2 separate regions of the Homo sapiens genome follow, and region 2 is linked to region 1. Evidence: chromatin contacts called from ENCODE Hi-C data. All regions are on one chromosome and are shown on one strand. The core of a region is the stretch at or near the end of the contact, and the rest is flanking DNA. Distances in the headings are between cores, read along the strand shown.

Evidence for each region. Hi-C counts contacts between places; a loop is a spot of excess contacts on that map. Pooled maps may share reads with other maps.
Region 2: a pooled map shows a loop between it and region 1 (4-fold over the local background). The contact joins the promoter of COCH here to the promoter of HEATR5A in region 1. A Hi-C loop is called at or near these places in 4 of 50 pooled maps.

What each region holds. Positions count from the first base shown.
Region 1 is chr14:31,415,278-31,422,475 of GRCh38, reverse strand. It overlaps HEATR5A (HEAT repeat containing 5A), which reads left to right and starts at 1,926. Exons shown (of 36, transcript NM_015473.4): 1 at 1,926-2,004. HEATR5A-DT (HEATR5A divergent transcript) reads right to left here and starts at 1,718. Exons shown (of 4, transcript NR_110045.1): 1 at 1,499-1,718; 2 at 508-632. RefSeq lists enhancers at 1,606-1,755, 2,186-2,235 and a silencer at 2,346-2,465.
Region 2 is chr14:30,871,473-30,878,191 of GRCh38, reverse strand. COCH (cochlin) reads right to left here and starts at 3,633. Exons shown (of 12, transcript NM_004086.3): 1 at 3,601-3,633; 2 at 3,220-3,276; 3 at 3,089-3,136; 4 at 464-620. The coding sequence starts at 3,253. It overlaps COCH-AS1 (COCH antisense RNA 1), which reads left to right. Exons shown (of 5, transcript NR_038356.1): 5 at 1,640-2,013. RefSeq lists a silencer at 3,552-4,071.

The DNA of each region.
Region 1 (7,198 bases), core at 677-3,176:
GGTGGATCGCTTGGGCCCAGGAGTTCGAGACCAGCCTGGGCAAAATGGTGAAACCCTGTCTCTACAAAAACAAAAACAAACAAACAAAATTAGCCAGGCACAGTGGCACACCCATTGTCCCTGCTACTTGAGTGGCTGAGGTGGGAGAATCACCTGAGCCTAGGAGGTTGAGCCTGCAGTGAGCTGTGATCAGACTACTGCACTCCAGCCTGGGTGACAGAGTGAGACCTTGTCTTCTTGTCTCAAAAAAAAAAAAATTACACACACACACACACACACACAACACAGAAGCTAGAATGAATATGAGACCTTGTCTTCTTGTCTTAAAAAAAAATTGAACACACACACACACACACACACACACACACACACACATATCACAGAAGATAGAATGAATGGGGCCCCTACCCACCAAACTTGGGATAATTGAGCATCAAAATAAATAATGATAGAGACAGAATATTGGCTGGTGTGGTGGTGTGCATGCCTGCAGTCTCAGCTACTTACCTGGGAGGCTGAGGCAGAAGGATCACATGAGCCCAGAAGTTCAAGGCTGTAGTGTGCACCATGATTGCATTATCGACCTGTGAATAGCCACTGCACTCCGGCCTGGGCAACAAAGGAGGCCCTGTCTCAAGAAAAAAAAAAAAAAAAAGAGAGAGAGAAAAGAGAGAAAGAAACGGATTATAAGTCATTTAACAAAATAGAAACCTCTGGATCCATACTAATTAATATAAATACATTAACTGAAGATTTGATGAGAAACAAGATATTTACAAATATCTTGAAAGGAGAGTTTCAGAGTCTCCCTCACAAAATACTTATTAATTTACAAAGGGGGGAAAAAAGTAACCACACTGGACAAGCCTAACAGACATCACCTTATTAAAGTAAACATCTGTAATGAGAGAAGTTAAAATCGTGCCACCTGATAGGGTGCCATGAGAAGAAAGCAGCAACACTTCTAGAGTCCTGTCATACCTAGCTAAATGTAATCATGAGTAAATATCAGACAGACCCAAAATGAAGGCCATTCTACAAAAATAACTGGCCAGGAATCTTTAACAGCGTCAAGAATATGAAAGGCAAGGCAAGACTGAGAGTTCCAGTTTGAAGAGTAGGAAAGATACATGATAAGTAAATACAATGCCTGATTCTGAACGGAATCTTTTACCATAAACAATATTATTGGGACAATTGGTAAAACGCCGAGTTATGTAAATGTTTTGATTTTGATGGTTATATTGTGATTATGTAGAAGGTGCTTAGGGACAATGTGGCATGGTGTCAGCAATTTAAATCTCAATTCAGGGAAAAAAAGTTCTTTGTACTATACTTGCAACCTTTTTGTAAGCTGGAGATAGATTCAAAATGAAACTTGAAAAATGACATTTAAAACGCTGAGTGTAGTGGGAAAACGCACATGACTCAAGGTAAGAGGCTATTAGTCTCAGTTCTGCCATTGACTTAGTATGTGACCTTGAGCAAGTCACTTTACCTCAGTCCTCACAGTCAAGGCTCTCTAGGGTCCCTTCCACGTCTAACATCTACCCCCACAGCACTGGCCCCGCCTGAATTTCTCCAGGCCCTTTAGGTGTCCCAGAGCTGCACCCAAAGACTCTGGCTTACGATAAAAACAGACAAAAATAGTTGTGGCCGGAATCTCCGGACTGAAAAACCGCTGTCCTAATCCTAACTTGGGCCGCAGTCTCCATCGCTCTTTCGACGGTGAAGCAGTCACGCCTGCCAGAGTGGGCGCTCGATGGCTCGGCGGCCAGCTGGCGGGGCCTTGGACCAGCGGCCCGGCGCAGGGCGCGCTCCCAATCGCTAGCTCCCGCGGTGCTCGCCGCTGAGAGCTTTCCGGCCACGCCCCACGCGCGCCCCGCCCACCTCAATGCCTCGCTGTCGCCGCCGCCGGCAATTCCAGACTCTGCTAGGGTTAGCAGAGCAGCCGGTAACGTTGCTGGACCGGGACGCACGCTCAGCTGAGGAGGACCCCCAAAGGCAGGCAGTCGGGGATCCAGGGAGCGGGGACACCTCCGGGCGCGAGGGGGCTGTGTCTGGGCTGCCTGTTGGCTGGGAAGGAGAACGCACCAGGGCCGCTGTATGAGTTGAGCGCTCGGGGATCCCGAGGGTGGTCGCGGCAGCAATGTGATCGCGAAAGAAGCCGGTGGGAGAACCGGTCGAGGGGCTAGGTGTCTTGACCCTAAGGGCTGGAGTCCGCCGAGAAGGGGCTGACTGGGGCACAGGGTCGGCTGATAAACAGCGTGGTCCGTTCTTCCTCCTGGACTACGGGAAAGTCTGGCTTCACCTGTGCACAACAGGTAGGCGTGGACTCTGCCCGCCAGCGGGAGCCGGGGTTGCCGGGCGTGTGGGGAAGGTCAGCAAGTCGGAGCCCGCCTCGCCAACTCGCCGCTCCCGGGACCCGCCCTGCGGCGTCCGCTGCGCCAGTGGTCAGCCAGGAGCCGGGCCCCGGCCCGGCCTTCGGGCGAGCTTCCTCAGAGGCCCGTTCGTTTTCTGCAGGAACCCTCAAAGAGAGTTCCCAGAAGGGAGCAGTGGAGAGTGTGGATATTTGCTTTCTAACTGTTGCAGTTCTCTCCAGGAAAGAAAGCTTTTCCTTTGGTGGCATTTGCTTAGTGTGAGGAAACATTTTCTTTCACCCTACTCTCGGCCAACGCGGCGTTATTTCAAGTGATTATAAAGTCTTTAGAAACTTTATAAAGCGTTTTATAGTGTTTATTTATCACAGTAATGGATACCTCTGGCAAGTTGGGATAATTTTCTTGACTGTCAAGTCAGATAATAATAAAATGGCTTGAGCTCCTACATTAAAGGTCATAGTTATCCATTGTTTTTATGTGCATTCATTTATTGAACAAATATGCAGCACTTTTTTGGGGCTAGGCGCCCTTAAGGAATTTACAGCCTGAAAGATATTAGAAGTTTAAGGAGGAAAAAAAGGGGCCCACAAGTACACTTAAGAACTTCCAGAGAAAATACTCCCAGTGAAATTACTTAAGCTGTAGGGAAAGCAGAAGTGTGGTTAGAATTGAGCATTAGTTGGATGGGGAGAGGAGAATTTTGTTTAATTTTCCAAACATTTTAGAAAGTATGTCTTTGAGAAAGTAATTTTAGATAAAGTATCGAAGCCGAGATTTGTGTTACATTTTAATGCCATTGACTTTTTTTTTTTCTTCACTGATAAGCAGGCAGGATTTATAATATAAGAATAGTGACAGTTGGAGAATACTGTAGTATGGATTTGTTGTGCCTTGGAATGCAGTTGTTTTACCTAGATGACTATAGAATAGGAGAATAAGAAAAGACTCCTCACCTGAAAGTCAGGAGACCTGAATTCTAGCTTAAGTTCCCTCCACTATTTATGGATGTTAGATTAGGTCACTTTTTTAGTATTATTCATTATTGTATCTGACTTTAGTCACAGAAAATACATGACTCCAAAGTACCTTTTTAATTCTTAAATTATTAATTAAAATTAACTACATTAAACTAATGAATATATTATCTACAGAAAAAAATTATTTTTTTACTTGTCTTTAACCAATACACTTACCTTTCTTCTTGCTTTGTTTCAAAAAGGTTGAGGTAGTTTATAATAGTCTTTCTTAACTATGAATAACATAAGGGTTAAATTCTGAATTTTTTAAATTCTAAAATTATTCTGAATTAAGCGTTTAATGACATCTGCATTTTTTTAAAAAGCTCTATTGAGTCTTGTGTGGTTCATTAATTATCCCATAGTATAATTGAAGAGTTTGAACAATCCTTTAATGAGACCACAGTCCTCATATAAATAACACTTCTGCTTTTTCAGGAGACATTGAGAAACTGTTATTAAATCTCATTTGAGAAATCAATTAACTGGGGCCAAAAAACTTAGTAAAGACTTGCCTGTGTCACTTAATTAGATCCCTTGTCTAGTTCTAGTGTTAAATTTTTGAATTAAAATAGTGCTCAGCAATCTACAGCCTGTGGGTCAAATCTGCTCTGCTGGCAGTTTTATAAAAGTTTTATTGAACACAACAATGCTCCTTCGTTATGGCTGTGCATGTTTTGTTTTTGAGTAGTTGTGATAGAGACCGTATGGCTCCCAAAGCCTAGAGTATTGTCTGGTCCTTTACAGAAAAAAATTAGTGGACCCCTGAACTAGAGCTCTTAAGTGCTTAATCACTAAATCTTTTGTAGGAGGAAATAGATTAAATTCAGTTTTAATTCTTCTGTTTGTTTGTTTGTTTTTGTTTTTATCGAGACAGGGTCTGGCTCTGTAGCCCAGGCTGGAGTGCAGTGGCGCGATCTTGGCTCACTTGCAAGCTCTACCTCCCCGGTGCAAGTGATTCTCCTGCCTTAGCCTCCCGAGTAGCTGGGAGTACAGGCATGCACCACCACGCCAGGCTAATTTTTGTATTTTTAGTAGAGACGGGATTTCACCATGTTGGCCAAGCTGGTCTCCAACTCCTGATCTCAGGTGATCCGCCCGCCTCGGCCTCCCAAAGTGCTGGGATATTACAGTCATGAGCCACTGCGCCCAGCCTCACTTTTACTTATTAATCTTGGTTTTTCATTATAATGTCAGGTAATTGTAGGACTCATAAATGCTTCTGGATCTGCAGTGTGTAATGATAGAGGAAGGGCATGGTTTTTCTGCTACATTTACCTAGTGTAAAGTTTTATAATTTTGGCAACTCTCTCCTTTTTTTTTTTTTTTGAGATGGAGTCTCGCTCTGTCCCCCAGGCTGGAGTGCAGTAGCGCCATCTAGGCTCACTGCAACCTGCGCCTCCTGGGTTCAAGCGATTCTCCTGCCTCAGCCTCCGGAGTAGCTGGGATTATAGGCGCGTGCCACCACGCCCATCTAATTTTTTTTTCTTTTTTTGAGACAGAGTCTTGTTCTGTCACCCAGGCTAGAGTGCAGTGGCGCGATCTGGGCTGCTGCAAGCTCCGCCTCCCGGGTTCACGCCATTCTCCTGCCTCAGCCTCCCGAGTAGCTGGGATTACAGGTGCTAGCCACCACGCCCGGCTAATTTTTTTTGTTTTGTTTTTTGCTTTTGTTTTTGTTTTTTAGTAGAGATAGGGTTTCACCGTGTTAGCCAGGATGGCCTCCCATCTTCTGACCTCGTGATCCGCGTACCTCGGCCTCCCAAAGTGCTGAGATTACAGGCTTGAGCCACCGCCCCGGCCAACTCTAGCCTTTTGTAAGTCTAGGGAAGAGGAAGAGTTTTTATATTTTCTCTAGCAACTGTGTTAAGTTTTAATTTAGATCTGGTATGGGAAATTTTTTTCGTTTAGTAAACTTCTCTCTTTTTACTATGCCATTCATAGGGTTTATCATAAGCAGCAGTAAGGTACCTTTACTCAAAGCAGGGTTTTTTTTGTTTTATTTATTTGTTTATTTTTATTTTATTTTATTTTTTGAGACAGAGTCATTGGAGTGTACTCAAGCGATCCTTCTACCTCAGCCTCTGAGTAGCAGGGACAACAGGCACATGCCACCATGCCCAGCTAATATTTTGTATTTTTTGTAGAGAGGCGGTTTTGCTATGTCGCCCAGGCTGTTCTCGAACTCCTGGGCTCAAGGAATCCCCTCATCTCGGCCTCCCAGAGTGCTGGAATTACAGGTGGGAGCCACCACATCTGGCCTCAAAAGAGTTTTTTAAACAGGAATCTAGTGATTCCTAGTTGGTCATAAGGTCAGACAGAATATTATTGGAAGTGTAACTGAACAAGAAATCAGACATATTTACAGTGAGAACCAAATGGAAAGTTAGCACTCTTTAAACAGATACCTAACAGATTGAAACAGGAGTATATATCCTGAATCATGCTTGGGCTTTTTTTTCTTTTTTTTTTAATGGTAACAACACAAAATATTTATTTCTAGAAAAGAAGCATAATATGGCCATATTAAAGCACTATATTAATTATTTGCCTAAGAAATTGGAGCTGGTTATGTGACAAAAATGAAGGAAATCTTGAAGAAGGTGATAATTTTAAATATTTAAAGCTGTACATATACTTTTGCCAATCTTAAAACCATCGACCAGATGCGGTGGCTCATGCCTGCAATCCTGGCACTTTGGGAGGCCAAGGCGGGCAGATCACTTGAGGTCAGGGGTTTGAGATCAGCCTGGCCAACAGGGTGAAACCCCGTCTCTACTAAAAATACAAAAAAAAAATTAGCCGGGCGTGGTGGCCGGTGCCTGTAATCCCAGCTACTCAGGAGGCTGAGGCAGATAATTGCTTAAACTCGAGAGGTGGAGGTTGCAGTGAGCCGAGATCGTACCACTGCACTGCAGCCTAGGCGACAGAGCGAGACTCCATCTCAAAAAACAAAAACAAAAATTAGCCAGGCATGGTGGTACACGCCTGGAGTCCCAGCTATTCAGGAGGCTGAGGTGGGAGAATCGTTTGAACCCATGAGGTAGAGGTTGCAGCGAGCTGAGATCCTGCCACTGCACTCCAGCCTGGGCGACAGATTGAGATCCTGTCTCAAAAAAAAAGAAAAGGAAAAAAAAAAACCCATAGTATGGTGCTAATTTTACTAAATTGTTGTTTTATGTGTGTAATGTATTTTTTCAGTAACTTAGTTGTCCTGTATTGCCCAAGTAATGCTTCTTAATGGGTAAATATACAATAGCATTTATATACTTTTCTGTTGCATTTGGAGGTTTCTACATGTTGAATATATGCATATTTGTGTGTCTGTACACAAAATAATACCTTACTCGAAACAAGTAATAACACCTTTTTTATGTAAATAAAATTACCAGAAAACTGAAGTTACCCATTGAATCACCAAAACTCTTAAAAAACTATTTTGGGAGGAAATCAGAAAAAAAGCAAAGCAGATATACACGTACAAAATCCCTTAGTTCTAATTCTGGAGTCTAAAAGGCTCTGAAAAGTTTTTTTCTTAATTCATTTGGTAGCAAAACATGACCTGAACTGATGCAAAGGTATTTGCAGTCATTATCCCATCGTATGTGAATATGAATCTGCCTATCTTTTGCTGCAGAAATATCAGTTAGTTTGATTTACAGAGTGCTGCTCCAGACAATTGTGGGGATTTGATGGAATAGATGGTATGTTTACTGTATTCCATGAGTAGGACATGAAAGTGGCAGTCAGAAGGCAGAATAATACGGAGTTATTCCAGGGAGCTGTAGTTGCAAAGAGCCTAGC
Region 2 (6,719 bases), core at 2,384-4,883, 550 kb after region 1:
TGAATTTTTTTAGAAGTATTATACTGGCTATTCTACTACAGGATAGCATGGCACTTGCTAACAATAGTCACCTTGGGCAAGATACTTGACAACTCTCTGAGTTCAGTTTCTTCATCTGTAACTGGAGTAAAATTCTACCTACCTTGTAGAGTTGTGGTGGAAGTTAAAACAATAGGTGGCACATAGTAATAACTCAGTAATATATCACATGATTAGGAATGTTTTGGAATCATAGCAATCTAGCCATCAAGAGGTAATGCTATTTGCCTTTTGTCAGAAAGCTTTCCATGTGTATTTGGTGTTTCAAGTATATCCAGGAGAACCGTGAAAATATATCCATTTTCTGTGGCCACAATGGCAACAAAAGAAAGAATGCAGGGAGGAAAGGGATCCAGATGGGTAAAGCAGGAAAGGAAATAATCACGTCTGCATTTCTCTCCCACCCTGGTGTGTTTGGGCTTACCTGTGGACAGCAGCCCCACATATGCTCGATACAGAAGCATATACTATGTTCCCATACACAGAGAATTCCTCAAGAGGGCAGCCCCCTGGGCAGAGGACATCTGCTTTCTCTTTCCTGATGTCCAAGCCTCTGGTAAAACATGTGATAGCAATGGGAGCTGAAGAAAAAGGAGATAATATTGTAAGCATTCTTAGGACTTCTTGGGGCATAGTGGTGGGGAGACTACAGTGTGAGATTTAAGTTTTACTTCCCTAATTTCTACACTTCTAGTTATGACTATTGACTTATATACCCTTCCATACCATTCCAGATTTTGGCAAGCCACAAGGTTGTTTTCCAATTTAATATAGTCCCCAGCCACTATAAAACTCTAATGTGAAAGTTCTGGGTTTTTATTTCGTTTTTGTTTTTGAAATGGGGACTCGCCAAGTTGCCCAAGCTAGGCTCAAATTCCCGAGCTCAAGTGATCCACCTCCAACTCCCTAGTAGCTGGGATTACAGGTGTGCCACTGTGCCTGGCTTCTCAGTTCTTAACCAGGTTGGAAATACATAATTGGAACTATATCTGAACTAGAAAATAAAAGTCATTTAATATTAATTATAGAAATATAAAAAATCTTGGCTGGGCGTGGTGACTCATGCCTATAATCCCAGCACTTTAGCAGGCCAAGACAAGAGGATTTGCTTGAGTCCAGGAGGTCAAGACCAGTCTGGACAACATAGCAAGACCTCATCTCTTCTAAAAAAAAAAAATTTTTTTTAAATGGCCACACGTGGTGGTGCATGCCTGTACTCTCCGCCACTGGAGAGGCTGAGGTGGGAGGATTGCTTGAGCCCGGGAGTTCAAGCTTGCAATGAGCTATGATTGCATCACTGCACTCCATCCTGGGTTACAGAATAAGATCTTGTCTCCAGAAGAAAAAAAAAAATTTTTAAATCTCAACTTTGATGACGCTATGTACACAGTTGCTTGAGGTAAAGATAGTAAATCTGGATTGAGCCTTTGTGGAACATTTTCATAGACATGTGCACAAATCAAAGCCATCCTTTCCTTCATAGGACCATTTATCCTAGTTAGCCTACAAATGCAGATCCTTAAACTCACACATTAAGGAAGCCAACAAAAAGATGCTTAGATTCACAGAAAGTTATCTAACTTGATTGTTCATTTTATAGATGAGAAAATTAAAGCCGTGGGGTTAATTTGCCCAAACAACATTCTACAACTCCCGAAGGACAGAAAACAGAAAAGTGAATCCCTTCAGAATACAGCATTTTTATCTTAATTGAACCTGATTATTTCTGCTCCAGATCTGTCCAGTGAGATTTATCAAGCAGCGGATGCATTTTTAGAAAGCACTGTTAATATTCTCAAGTTTTACACTGTCAACCTAACAAAGAATCAGTTTTTACTATAAATGATGCTAGGAAGAGACAAGCTCTTGGCAACAAGTAACAAGATAACATAATACAACATGTTAATTTGTGAATTTACTGTCGATACTAAATTGAGATTAATGTTATTAAATGCTATTTTTCAAACATGGGAAGTTGTAGTTATCCAAACCTTTTTAAAACATATATTAATTTTAAAAACCTTTTTTTTCCAAGGCAGAGGAATACTTTCTGGCCATACTGTCCAACTGAGTACCTTGCCTGTGACAAGCACCCTCCTCTGTGCCCTTTGTGGTGACAGGTACCTTACATTCCATGGAAGAGAAGGAAGGATGCAGGCGCAATGCCCATTTCTTAGCTCTGAAGCAGTCTAGAGAGCTGAGAGGTTAAAATCCTTACCCCTAAACAGCCTCATACCTATCATCAAACAGCCTTAATCCTTCCTCCCATTTTCCGCTGAGATGGGGGCGGCATCGGAATCCGGTGCCAAGACCGACCGCCTTTAGTTGCGAACACTGACTTTTGTTAAGTAGAGCGGGAGAAATACAGCCATGAGGGATACTTAACCCTCATTCCTACTTTCAAGGAAAACAAACGGTAGCTCTTAGGAAAGCGTTGCCTTTTACACTGGAAAATACACCAAACCACACACCCATACCCGGACCTCTACACGTGGTACAAACTTTTTAAACTCTCTAGCGTGTAGAGTGAGACCGCGAGTGCTTCTGATTATAGGGGTTACACCTAGAAACATAGCTAGCGAGTCAAACAAGGTGGGACAGCGACGTTCGCCTCCCTCTCTCTCGGCTACGGCAACCTGAAGTCGGGTCTGGGCGGCTTCTCCTCCACCCCCAAACGCAGCAGAGCCCAGGACTGGTGCGCTCCTCGGTGAGGCTCAAGGAGTCCTCCTTCCTCGACCTCCTGCTGCCGGCGCTCAGCGGGCCCGGGGTCTGGGGCTGTGGGTGGGCCTGGAGGAGGCCTTCTTCCTAGTGCTCTTGGAGAACGTCCCCCCACTGGACCCCAGGGGCCCCCTACCATGGGAGAAACAGGTGAGCAGGAGCAGATCGGCTGCAGGGGTTAACGCGGGCGCGCCACGCGGCGGCTCAACCTTCGCGCCTTCCTCCTCAGGCGGTAGGGCTGAAGCCCAAGGGGCTGGATCTGAGTCCCGCTTGTACCCGCTGGTGCTCAGCCCCTGCGACCGCCTGGACGCACCCCAGCTCCCCCACTCACCGGCTCCCTCGCTGCCCGCGGGCCCCGGCAGCAGCAGCAGACACACACCTGCGAAGAGAGAAGCGTGAGGGCTGGCTCCAGCCTCCACCCAGCGGAGCAAGGGGCCGGGGTCGTGAGGGGCGCGCACCCACCGAGGCCGAGAGCCGGGATCCAGGCTGCGGACATGGTGACTGATAGGCTGCTCACACCTGGGAGAGAGGGAGAATGCGGGCAAGGCCAGGGTGCGGGAGGCCCCGCGCGTCACCTCCTCAGAGCCCCGCACCCTTCGGATCCCCGGGCGCGGCGCAGAGGAGAGAGGACACAGACGACCCGCTGCTCCAGGCCAGCGCCCCTCTAGGTCTGGGAGGCGCCTCGGCGGCAAATCGAGCGAAGCCCAGGATCGGTGTGCAACCCCGCACCGCGGGGAGGCGGGGGCGCCAAAACGACGACAGACAGGCTGGGAGCGACAAAGAAACAGGGACAGAGGCGTCAGGGATCCCTCGCACCCGCGCCCGCCGCCCGGGGCTCCGCACCTGCTCGAGATCCACCCGGCTGCGCCCGAGTGCGGAAGGCAAGGCCCCCGCGGCCGCTATAAAGGCTGGGCCGTGCGCATGAGCACTGTGCGGGGGGCGCGGGAGGAAGCGCGGGAGCCGGTCCCCCGGGGCCCGGCGGCGACTTCCAGCTCCGCCTTCGCCCCCTGCCGGCCCCGGGGTGAGGCCGGCGCGGAGGCGCCTCCTCCAGCAGCGCAGGCTCGGCCACCTGGACGCGGCGCCAGTCCCTAGAGGGGCACGAAGGTCCCCGTGCCGGCGTCTCAACGAGTGTGGAGGGCCGGCGGCCCCGACGGCGGCAGCAGCGGCCTCGCCAGCCCTGCTCTGCCGGGACCAGGGCTGCTGAGGCAGCGGCGGCCGCTACCCGCCCCACCCAGCGAGGCCTGGAGCTTCTGAGAGCTGTCAGGTCCACGCGGCCTGAGAACCGAACTTCTCAACTTGGTGCTCTCGTGGAAAGAGTTCCTACTTCTGAAATAAAACCACCCTAGGTTTGGTAAACGCATGCCGCGTTTTTGTTAGAAACCCTGTCAACTGACTGCTAGCTCGTTGGACCTTAGGGATTCGGCCTTGCGCCTTCGTTTCTGCTGGAGTCCTACTTTCCCCAGTGGTTCAATTTGTGCTCCTGCCTAGAGCCACGCGTGTGAGACAGCCCTGACCCCAGCAGCCGGTACCTTTGCTTCTTTCTCACCTCAGGAAGAATTTATGCCTGATTGCCTTTCGAAATTCCCAGACTTGGTGTCTTGTGACTGCACAGAATCTCAGATTTGATAATGTGTTCTCCTTCTCCCCGCACCATCCTGCTAACGTTTTACAAATGGAAATGGAGAAGGAGCAGAATTCTTGAGGAGTGTTAGTGACAGGCGACCTGCATGGCAGCGGAAGAACCAGACCCAGGCCCAGACGCTAACCTTTCTGGTACAATATAAACTTTTTCAAATAGCCTTATTTAGTTACAATTTACATGCCATAAAATCCATCCGTTTTGAGTGTACAGTTCAATGATGTTTAGTAAATTTTCAGAGCTGTACAACCATCACCACAAGCCAATTTCAGAACAGGTTCATCCTCCCCAAAATGATCTCCTCGCCATTGTCAGTCAGTCTCTTCTCCCACTCCTAGTCCTAGGCAATCACTAACCTATTTCCTGTCTCTATAGATTTTTCTTAGTGGTCGTTTCTTATAGATGGGATTATACATTGTGCGGCTTCCTTCACTGCACAGAATGTTTTTGAGGTTCATCCATGAGGCATTATAGAACAGTACTTCCTTTCTTTTTATTGTTGAAAAGTATTCCCATGCCATTTTATACTGAGAAACAAATACACCACCATCACCTGGAAGTCAACTAGTGTAGTAGTCTTAATTACAACTATCTTCCTGATTGGAATGACTTAGTATTTGTATCAGGCAACTAAGGAGTGTTGATTTCATTCCCTTTACTACCTGAATGTCTTCTGGAGGGAAAGAGACCAAATAACATTTGAGGGCTGGGAGGTTTTTGATGTTTATTTTCATGGCTGCTTTCAAGATTTACTCCCTTCCCTGGTATAGAGAATTACCCTTTTCTTAGAAATCCAGTAATCTAGCCACTGCCCCTGATATTTTCCATGGGAGAAATTTCAAGCCTCAGGACAATTAAAGCTGTCTTTTCCATTATTGTTTATTGAGTGTCCTCAATCAGGGTTGGATAACCTCCCCTAATTAGGCTGGACAAATTGTCATGATGCTATATAATTAGGAAGAGTCTGTACGCTGGAAAAAACCTGCCACTTCACAGCTCAGCAGGCAGGTCCCAAATGGCCAAAGGGGTAGATGCTATTCAGAGCCCCCACAGGGCACTGGCAGCCCTCCTGTGATGTAATTTCAGTGAGTGATTTGGCAGAGTCAAAACTATGCAGCTATTTCCATGACAGACCCTGAGTCTGTAACCATTAAAAAATAAAGGAAATACCTCACTGAATTTCATGGTTGTTTACTGAGATTCATCTTAATTATTTTGTTTTGAAACATTTAAGAGAAGTTACTCTGTCTTTACTATTTTTTTCTTTTTGGTAAGGCCAACCAAGGAGAGTGGAAGAGTGGGGTTTAGACTCTCATTCTTAGCTAGTTTGTAGTTCATGCTCACCATAAGTATATTAAAGAAAAATATCTGAATTTAAGAGGTAATTGCCTCTGCTTTGGAAATATCTGAAGAGAGTCAAATCTAGGTATATTTGACTTAAAAAGACAAATTGTTAAAATGACAGAGTTTTGTATTCAGTTGGGTGATATTTTAGGGTAATCGTACTCCTAGGATGCCTGGTTAATCCTGCTTTATTATTTTTTTAAATATTTTATTTTATTTTATTTTATTTGAGATGGAGTTTTGCTCTTGTCTCCCAGGCTGGGGTGCAATGGCGCTATCTCGGCTCACTCCTACCTCTGCCTCCCAGGTTCAAGCAATTCTCGTGCCTCAGCCTCCTCCTGAGTAGCTGGGATTACAGGCACGTGCCACCACAACTGGCTAATTTTGTATTTTTAGTAGAGATGGGGTTTCACTATGTTGGCAAGGCTGGTCTCCAACTCCTGACCTCAGGTGATCCACCTGCCTTGGCCTCCCAAAGTGCTGGGATTACAGGCGTGAGGCCCGGCCTCATTATTTGTTAATTTTTAATTTAATTTAATCTTATTATATTGTTATTAATTACTATTATTAGAGACTTATTCTCACTCTGTCATCCAGGCTGGAGTGTAGTGGCACAATCAAAGCTCACTGCGGCCTCAAACTCCTATGTTCAAGAGATCCTCCCACCTCACCCTCCTGAGTAGCTGGGTCTACAGGTACACACCACTATGACTGGCTCATTTTTTACTTTTTGTAGAGAGGTAGTCTCATTATTTGCCCAGGCTGATTTCAAACTCCTCACCTCACGTGATCCTCCCGCCTGGGCCTCCCCAAATGTGGGGATTATAGGCATGAGCCACTGCGCCTGATTTTATCCTACTTTAGTGGGAAGTATTTGATATTCAAAATTTAGATGAACTCCGTGTAGAGCAGTGGATTCCTGTCTGGGCTGCACGTTGGAACTACCTGGAGAGCTTTAAAAATACTCATGCCTGGGTCC